Linked DNA regions of Homo sapiens: region 1 is linked to region 2. A link is an interaction called in ENCODE POLR2A ChIA-PET data of the cell type or tissue named here. Cell type or tissue: HepG2. All regions are shown on one strand. Links, peaks and the distances in the headings refer to the core of each region. The heading gives the core; the rest is flanking DNA.

Evidence for each region. Peaks named below come from ENCODE experiments on the same cell type or tissue, not always from the same donor. Only the 100,000 strongest peaks of a DNase experiment are listed, where the experiment ranks them.
Region 1: POLR2A ChIA-PET joins it to region 2 with 5 read pairs; 3 of 35 experiments call an interaction of 5 or more read pairs at or near these places.

What each region holds. Positions count from the first base shown.
Region 1 is chr11:77,457,407-77,461,881 of GRCh38, reverse strand. All of the region lies in intron 1 of PAK1 (p21 (RAC1) activated kinase 1), which reads left to right. Among named protein-coding and RNA genes, the nearest start is that of PAK1, 14 kb to the left of the region's middle. RefSeq lists an enhancer at 4,441-4,475. In HepG2, for the core only: no CTCF peak of the experiment used is centred there; a DNase peak (open chromatin) is centred at 2,351.
Region 2 is chr11:77,310,702-77,315,176 of GRCh38, reverse strand. It overlaps the pseudogene TOMM20P1. Among named protein-coding and RNA genes, the nearest start is that of GDPD4, 11 kb to the right of the region's middle. In HepG2, for the core only: no CTCF peak of the experiment used is centred there; no DNase peak of the experiment used is centred there.

The sequences.
Region 1 (4,475 bases), core at 253-4,252, 150 kb before region 2:
TATCGAAGGCAATGTTTCAAAATTCGCAGTTTTCTTTTGGATTAGTATGGGTTTCTTTAAAGTGCCACACTATTCTAATAAAGCTTAACATGAATAATGTGACTTTGTTCCATTAAAAATAACAGGGCTTTGTTTCACAAACTTTTGAATCAATTTAAAATTTAGTTATGATGCCATCCTGACAACCCTTTTCTGTTTCCTTTTTTGGTGTATGTAAACATACATAAACATACATGTAGTTGTAATCATAATGTAGACCTAAGTTTGTTGTTTGCCCTTTTTTCTTGACTTATACACATTCCCGCATGTTACTCTTTAGTCTTCATTGTAAAATTTAAGATGATGTTCCATAATTTACCCGAAACTATTGTGTCAGTCAATGTTCTACTGGAGAAACAGAACCAGTAGAATAATTCTTTCTTAGAGAAACTTCAGTTTTGCTCTTAAAGCCTTTCAACTGATTAGATGAAGTCCATCCAGATTATGGAGGATAATATTCTTTACTTAACGTCAGCTGATTGTAGATGTTAACCACATCTGCAAAATACCTTCCCAGCAACATCTACATTAATGTTTAATTGAATAACTGGGGACTATAGCCTAGCCAAGTTGACACATAAAACTATCAGGTGTAGGTTTTTAGGTTTTTCTTTTCCTATTATAAATTATACTGTAATTTTACCCAATAGCACTGCATATAGCTTTCTCCTTTCAAAGATTACTTCTTTAGAATAAATTTCTATAGGTGGGATTACTGGATCAAAGGGTAGAAGACCTAATGGGCTCTTGACAGGATTTGACATTTGCAAACTGAAAAAACCACTACAGCCTTTCTTTTGATGATTTCTTCAGGAATTGGCCTATTCAACTGACTCATTTACCTTTTCCACAAGCCTAGTTTTCTGCCTGTGTTTTCTATCTCTGGAAATAATTGCATGCTTTTCCTCAGAATTGTCTTCAGTTTTACTCTTATTCTCCTTCTGCCACTTTTTTTCTGCCCTTTACCTCTCTGCCCCCACCCTCCAGACTTTGCCTCATATATCACAGATGAAATAGAAGCTTCATATTCCTACTTAGAATTTACTTGGATTTGTACCCATTCCTTCCTTTGCCCCTTCTTTTACAATGAAAGAAGTCATTCTGTTCTCTTGCCTCATCTCTTCTTCGCTTGCTCCTCCACATGTTTTTAGATTGTTTCCCATGGTCCCATTTTAGAAATCTCGCTTTATGGCATCTTTAAATTTTGCCTTCTACTGAGTTACCCTAAGCATCATTCAAACATTCTACTTAAAGGAAAATAATTTTCCTTTTCTTCACCAAAAAAAAAAAGTGCTCCTGGGATCCCATGTCAGCTTCTAGATAAACCCTATCTCTGCTTTCCTTCAAAGCTAGTCTTTTTAAAATAGCTATTTACAACTTCTACTTCGAGTACCTTACCTCCTATTTATTCTGCAGCCTACTCCCCTCCTGTCTCCACAACCTCATCATAACTGCTCTTGCTAAGGCCATTAATGATGTTCATGGTGCCAAACTTAACTTTAAAAAAAAAAAAAAAAAAGCAAACAAAAAACCTTATAGCCACAGATGTACCCAATAATCCTGTACCTCAATGGCTGGCTGGCTGGCTGACTCCCTCCCTCCCTTCCTCCCTTCCTTCTTTTTTTTCTTTCCTTCTTTCTTTTTCTCTCTCCCTTTTTCCTTTTCATCCCTTTTTTTTTTTTTCTATTCTACAGAGTTTGAGAAAGTCTGTCTCTCCTCAGGGCCTTCACACCTGTTCTTTACCCCTGGTTTGCTGTTCGCAATTCTGGCTTCTCCTTCTCATTCAGTAAACAAATACTCATTGTCTACTGTAAACCAGGACCTTTCTAATCTAAAGAAGAGCCCCACGCCGGGCGCGGTGGCTCACGCCTGTAATCCCAGCACTTTGGGAGGCCTAGGCAGGCGGATCACGAGGTCAGGAGATCGAGACCATCCTGGCTAACACGGTGAAACCCCGTCTCTACTAAAAACACAAAAAATTAGCCAGGCGCGGTGGCGGGCGCCTGTAGTCCCAGCTGCTCGCGGGGGTGGCTCAGGCAGGAGAATGGCGTGAACCCGGGAGGCGGAGCTTGCAGTGAGCTGAGATCGCGCCACTGCAGTCCGGCCTGGGTGAAAGAGCGAGACTCCGTCTCAAAAAAAAAAAAAAAAAAAAGAAGAAGAAGAGCCCCTCTGTTTTCCTCTTACAGCACTTTGTTATTTTCTGCGATGGCATTTATAATGATTTGTGATTCTGTATTTATTTGACTCTTGGTTATGTCTAGACTTTCAACTCCATGGAGTCAAAGGTCATGTCTTTTGGTCACCATTGTACCTCATCACTTAGTACAATGCTTGGAACACAGTGAGGCTTGTAAATATTTGCAGAATGAATAAGCTCTTGCTATCAGTCCAATGGATTATCAAGCCTTGTTAGTTTTATCTCTGTAGTTTTTTTTACCAGTTTATTTTTATTTCTCTATCCTTTCTGCTCTGATTTAGACTGTAATCATCTCTTCCCTTGACTTTTAGTAACCTATTAACTAGTGTCGTGGCAACCAGTCTTTGTGCCCTCTTATTTATTCATTATTCTGCCTGGAGTAATTTTTCTGATCCTGTCACTGTTCTTCCCAAAAGCCATCAGTGTGTCTCCATTGTTTATAGGATAATATGTAAATTAGTTATTCAGGGAACTTAATAATTTGACCTCACCTACCTCTTCAGCATCATCTCTTCTAACCCTACTCTATCTCTCTAAATAGACAGTTTCAGTTTCATTCCATTTCATATCATATTACCCTGTTCCCTCAGCCTGGAATTCTGTTTTCCTCTATGCTTTTAAAACTCTTTATTCCTCAAGATGCAACTTGGATGCCAGTTCTTCCATGTAGGCTTCCCCAGTTTTCATCCTCCCATTTATGATTTTAAGTTCCTAGAGGGTAGTACTTTGTTTTGTTCTTTGCTGTATCTTCAGTATCTTGATCAGTGCCTGGCATGTAGTAGGCTCTTAATACATATTTGTTGAAAGACTGAATAAAATAATTTACTTTTGCACTCCCTCGACATATATTCATCAAACTTTCTTGAATTTTCGTAGTACTCTCTCCGTCCTTTGCACTATAATTAGTATTGAAGTTCATTTGTTATCTATAGGGACTTATAAAATTAGCCCCCACTCAAACATTCCTCCCTGCTCACCAGTAAGGTCTGTACATTCACCCCTCTTTGTCAGTAAGTGCTTTTCTAATGGTAGGATTATTAACATTGAACAATGTAATGCAAGTGGATTCTAAAATGAATGTTGAAAAAATTTAGGAAGTTGAAATAAGGCAATATTGGATAATGGCCTGAATCACACGCACAAAAATCACTGACAAATGAGGATTAGGTAAATTTAGACCAATTTAAAATTGAAGGGAGAATTAATGTGGGTAATGACATAACAGGACATTCGGAGGACAATGATTTGAGTAACAAAGGATTAAAAGAGACCCTTGGGAAAAATTGATGAAGCTCTTGAATATTTTTATAAAATTGATCCTCTTATCGATATGTTTTGAAAGCCAAATGTGAAGTGACGGATGTTCTTTGTTCTAAGAATTAACTTTGTGGGCAATATAACAAGTTTTATTAAATTAGGAATTATAAACATTTTAAAATGTTTGTCTTGATAAATTAAAGGCCCCATCAACATTTTAAAAAAATTTACTAAGAAATTTTGGTCCCTTGTCAGTTAACTTTAAGTGGTATTTTTGGATAGTAGTTATCCTCACATAACAAGAATCCCCTCTATGTATGCTTATTCCTCCATTAGATTTAGTTCCCTGAGATTGGGATTGTGTTTTTTAAATTATATTCCTATGATGGCTACCTCAGAGTCTGGTACATCAGAGATGCCTAATAAATGCATAGAGATAAGAAGTGAATAATAATTGAAGGGACTTGGTAAGGGTCCTTGAAAGGTCCTGTCTGGTACAGAGCTTATACAGCAGGTATATGGTAGCATTTGACTGTCATGCTTTGTTAAGACCAAAAGGAAAACCTGTCTTATTCTTCCTTTTCCCAGCTCCTGCCTAGTGTGTATTTTAATATTCAGAATCTGTTCTCTGCCTCAGTAGCTGTTATTCTCATTGTAATTCTTCCTGGAGATTGAGATGGAAATGAGAAAGGCTTTGGGCTGCCGACTGGGTGTCCACATTCATGAGAACTTAGAAATGAAGAGGGACCAAATGCCATGCCTGACCTAGACAGCTTCAGGTCAGCCAATTGTTGCTTTCCTGCCTCTCCCTTTGTTCTCTGTGCCTCTAGCCTCCTATCTGCTGGAGGTTTGTGCTACAGCTGTTTATGCCAATTAATGTAATGCTAATGCGCCCCTTAATGAACCCATGGAAGCACACGGTCCCAGCCAGTGAATAAGAACTGCAGAGCCGCAGCCTTCAAAGCACCTTTTTACTAACAAT
Region 2 (4,475 bases), core at 258-4,257:
ATGCTCATCAGAACCCAGTGAATCAGAAGCTGAAAGGGACACTTTGGTGATCAGTGGACGCATTCTCTCATGTAAAAAATGGAGGGAAAGTGAGCACACAGGAACTGGTGAATCTTACAAGGCTAGATTAGGGGTGTACATAGCTCTAATTCCTGGTGCTATTTGCAACTACATGTATTTAAAATCCAAGGAGGTAAATACCTAGAACACATTAAGCCCACTGATTTAAACAAAACATTTCAAGACCGATATACAGAAAGTGAATGAAGTTGTTAACACAGGACAGCAGCATACCTCACATATTTATGTCTAAGAGATTAAATGGAAATAAATGATCGCTCAAAAATTTTAATGCTAGTTTTCACAAACACAACCAAGTTTACCAAATTTCCGGATTTACAGCAAAATGTATGAGCTAAAAAAGTGTGCATTCTTCAGTTTCTCCTATACTTTTTTTTTTTTTTTTTTTGCCTATTTTCAAAACTGACCACTGGGTATTTTTAACATAAGCCATGTCATATGTAAAGTTTAACTATGTTTCTGGAATAAACAAAATCCATAATATTTCAGTAACTCATAGTGTATTTATAAAATGAAAAGTTCTCTATCAAAATATACTTTTCACTGGGAAAAAAATAGACAAATGGATCTACACAAAGTAAACATTAACTTTGGTAGATTTCAGTGTAGTTCATAACAAGCATATTTGCCCTTATTCCCCTGGAGCTGCTCAACTACCAAGAATTATATATATATATATATATATATATATATATATTTTTTTTTTTTTTTTTTTTTTTTTTTTTTTTTTTTGAGACAGAGTCTCACCCTGTCATCCAGGCTGAAGTGCAATGGCATGGTTTCAGCTCACTGCAACCTCCGCCTCCCTGGTTCAACCGATTCTCCTGCCTCAGCCTCCCAAGTAGCTGGGCTTACAGGCGCCCGCCAACACACCCGGCTAATTTTTTGTATCTGTAGTAGAGACGGGGTTTCATCATGTTGGCCAGGCTGGTCTCGAACTCCTGACCTCATGAGCCGCCTGCCTTGGCCTTCCAAAGTGCTGGGATTATAGGTATGAGCCACCGCGCCCGGCCTTAAATATTTTTAACTGAGATTTTATTATGTTGACATTTGTTTCTCATTCCACATCATCTTCAGCCAAGCTCTAAGCACTTACAATTCTCTAATTGTTGGGAGCTTAGTCAGAGGCATCTGGAACACTGGTGGTGGAAGAGTTTGCTGTAAGACCTGCAGTAACTGCTGTGGCTGTCCACACACAGCAATTGCATTTGTCAGATGGTCTACACCCTTCTCATATTTACCTTGAGCTAGTAACTCTTCACCAAGCTGTGTTTCTTCAAGGAAGAATTTCTGAACAGCGTCAGCATCTTTAAGGTCAGGTAACTTGGAAAACCCAGCTCTCTCCTTGGGAAGCTTCTGTTTCTTTCTTCGTTCTCGAAGCCTGTTCTTGAAATTGGGGTCACTTCGTCTTTTGTGGTAAAAGTAGATGCAGTACCTGATAAAAAGGGCCCCACATACACTGGCGGCGATGGCGCTCTTCCGACCCACTGTCTTCTCTACAACGCAGAGCGTGGACGGTGGCGGCAGGGACTGCGAAGGAGCGGTGGGCCACGAACCCTTAGGGCGGAGGGCGGAGGGCGCTGCTCATACCCAACGCCCGTGGGCCAGGACTCGGAAAGCCTGAGAAAACTTTTAAAGTGTTCATGTGATTAGATCAGGCTTGCCTAAATAATCCCTATTTCTAGGTCAATTGATTGGAGAACTTAATTACATCTGCAAACCCCTTCACCACAGTACCTAGATTGAATAACTGGGAGAAGGTATGTGTACACCAATGGCTGGGAATGTTGGTGGGTCATCTTAGAATTCTTTCCAGCTGCCGGGTGTGGTGGCTCACACCTGTAATCCCAGCACTTTGGGAGGCCGAGGCAGGTGGTTTGCCTGAGGTCGGGAGTTTGAGACCAGCCTGACCAGCATGGAGAAACCCTGTCTCTACTAAAAATACAAAATTAGCTGGGCATGGTGGCGCATGCCTGTAATCCCAGCTACTCAGGAGGCTGAGGCAGGAGAATCGTTTGAACTTGGGAGGCAGAGGTTGCAGTGAGCTGAGATCACGCCATTGCACTCCAGCCTGGGCAACAAGAGTGAAACTCCATCTCAAAAAACAAAAACAAACAAACAAAAAAAACAGAATTCTTTCCAACACATCCTGCAAGGGTCCATCTGGACTTAGGAATTAGGGGATGAGAAAATAACTAGAGTAGTACAGCTGCACTGCAGGGACCTGAACCTAGATATACCTTTCCACACCTTTGCACTTTTTTTTTTTGTTACCCTGATTCTCTTTGGTAGTTGGGAATTCTGCACAATGCCCTATACCAAGAGTGGGCAGACACCAACCTGAAGGCACTGCTGTCTCATGGCTATCTAGTGTAGCTGATCTATCTGAGGTCACACTAACACCTTTATCCTGCATTTGATGTTATTATATACCTTGCCACATGGGCACTGTGCTAGCTTGCCCTCACCCTTGGGTGCAAGTAAATGCAGTTCAACTACTATGGGGTCATATAAGAAGACAGGGGGTGATGGGGCTACTCCTGTTTTCCTGTTAAGGTGATTGTACTGGGCCAGATGTTATAGATTTTTTCAGAAGAAGCCCCTCACCAGAAATAAGGGAATACCTGAAATTGTAGGAGATAAGTGGAGGGAAGATGCACTACCTTGTTCTTAGATCCCTCTGGGAGGATTGTCACTCAGGCTATCCCACATTCTTCCAGGCATCTCTGATTGGCTGCCAGTGGCTCCTTTGCTAACCTGTCACAATATTGGATCAGCCATCAGTTACTACCTGCAGCAGGGGAGAGCTGGAAACAGTCTAGTGTTTCATAACATTTTACCACTTCCAGCTTCCTCTCCTACTCTGTTGAATTACACTAGACTACCCACCTGCCTGTGAAACTGTCAACAATGGACTCAGGTCTCAATGTCTAGCTTGTCCTCATCCTCTTGGGATGACACAGAATTCCTGGTCATTGGGAAAGGCCTGAAAGCAATCCAACAGGCCTCAGTTAGCCTCTATCCAAGCCCTGTAACCATGACTGTTGTCTTTACTCCACACAGTGCATGCATGCATGTGCACACACATAACTTTGGACTGGACCATGTGTCTCTCCTAGCTTCTTCCTGTGTGGCCAAATGGCCTTGTTTGCCTCCAGAGACCAAGACCTACAACCCTGAGGTAAATACTCAGCTGTTTCATGTTTTCTGGGATCTTCGGGCCCCCACAGCCACAATCTGGCCTAGATACGAAGGAGAAAACTTCCCAGTTGCCAGTCAGGGAGGAGGACTAGGAGTCACAATGTAGTCATATTCCTGGCCAGGAGTAATTGAAACTAAAGACAGTAATAGAAAATCTGCAGTCATTCTAGGCTAAATAGCTAATGGGACCCGTCTAGTCACCCAGTGGATTAGCCTGGACTCCTTAACCAGGGTGGTTTTATTTTTATTTATTATTGCAGTTGCTACTAATGTTAGTATTTTAACCAAAGTGGATTTAGATCATAGAATTGATCTTTATAATCTGACAGACAAAGGGTGGCCTGTACCCTAATCTACACATCTTATTGTTTATGGATTGTGATTAGCAGTAAGTAAAATAATCAGTATTCTGCATACAGGAAAAGGCATATGGTTGTCTAATGGTTATCTAACTCCCATCAGAACTCTGGTACCTCTTCTCTTGGCCGAGTCTGGGCCCCCTTAGCCCTTGACGTAGGGTAGGACTATTCATGGCTTTCTCTATTCCAGTGATTTTCAAAGTGTGGTTTCTGGACCAGCAACATTAGCATCACCTGGGAACTCCTTAAAAATACTAATTCTCAGGGCCCTCCATGGATCTGCAGTCTGTGTATTAATAGACCCTTCAGGTATTTCTGATATAGCTCAAGTTTGAGAACCACTGCCATAGTTGCTGTATTAACCATTCTCCATAGTTGCCTATAGGTTGAAGTGGCATATATTACTGATGGAACAGGGTATGATGCATAGAGGCCACACAGAGATTGGAGGTGGAGAACTGCAGTGGTGGAGAAATACGGCTAACTTGGGCCTTCCCTACAGGCTGGCCTCCCAGAAAAGGAGTTGTCCTTCAAGCTCCATGGAAACTGGCTACAGCCAATGCTTAAGGCAATCAGTCTTAGTAGAATGCTGACCAGGCCACTTGTCTGCCATAACAAGACGTAGACTTTTGCCCCTGCTATTGTCAGGAGACAGCCTGTGCACTCCTAACTGATAAATGAAGTGGTGTAACGGACCAGAGGCCACGGTTCTACCAGCCACGTCATGTATCTATTGGATTGCTGCCCTTGTCAGGCCAGCTATTCTTTGATGTTTCAAGCCCTTTACTCAGAAAGGTGAAAAAATAGCCTTCCTCACTGGCATTTCGGGGCTTA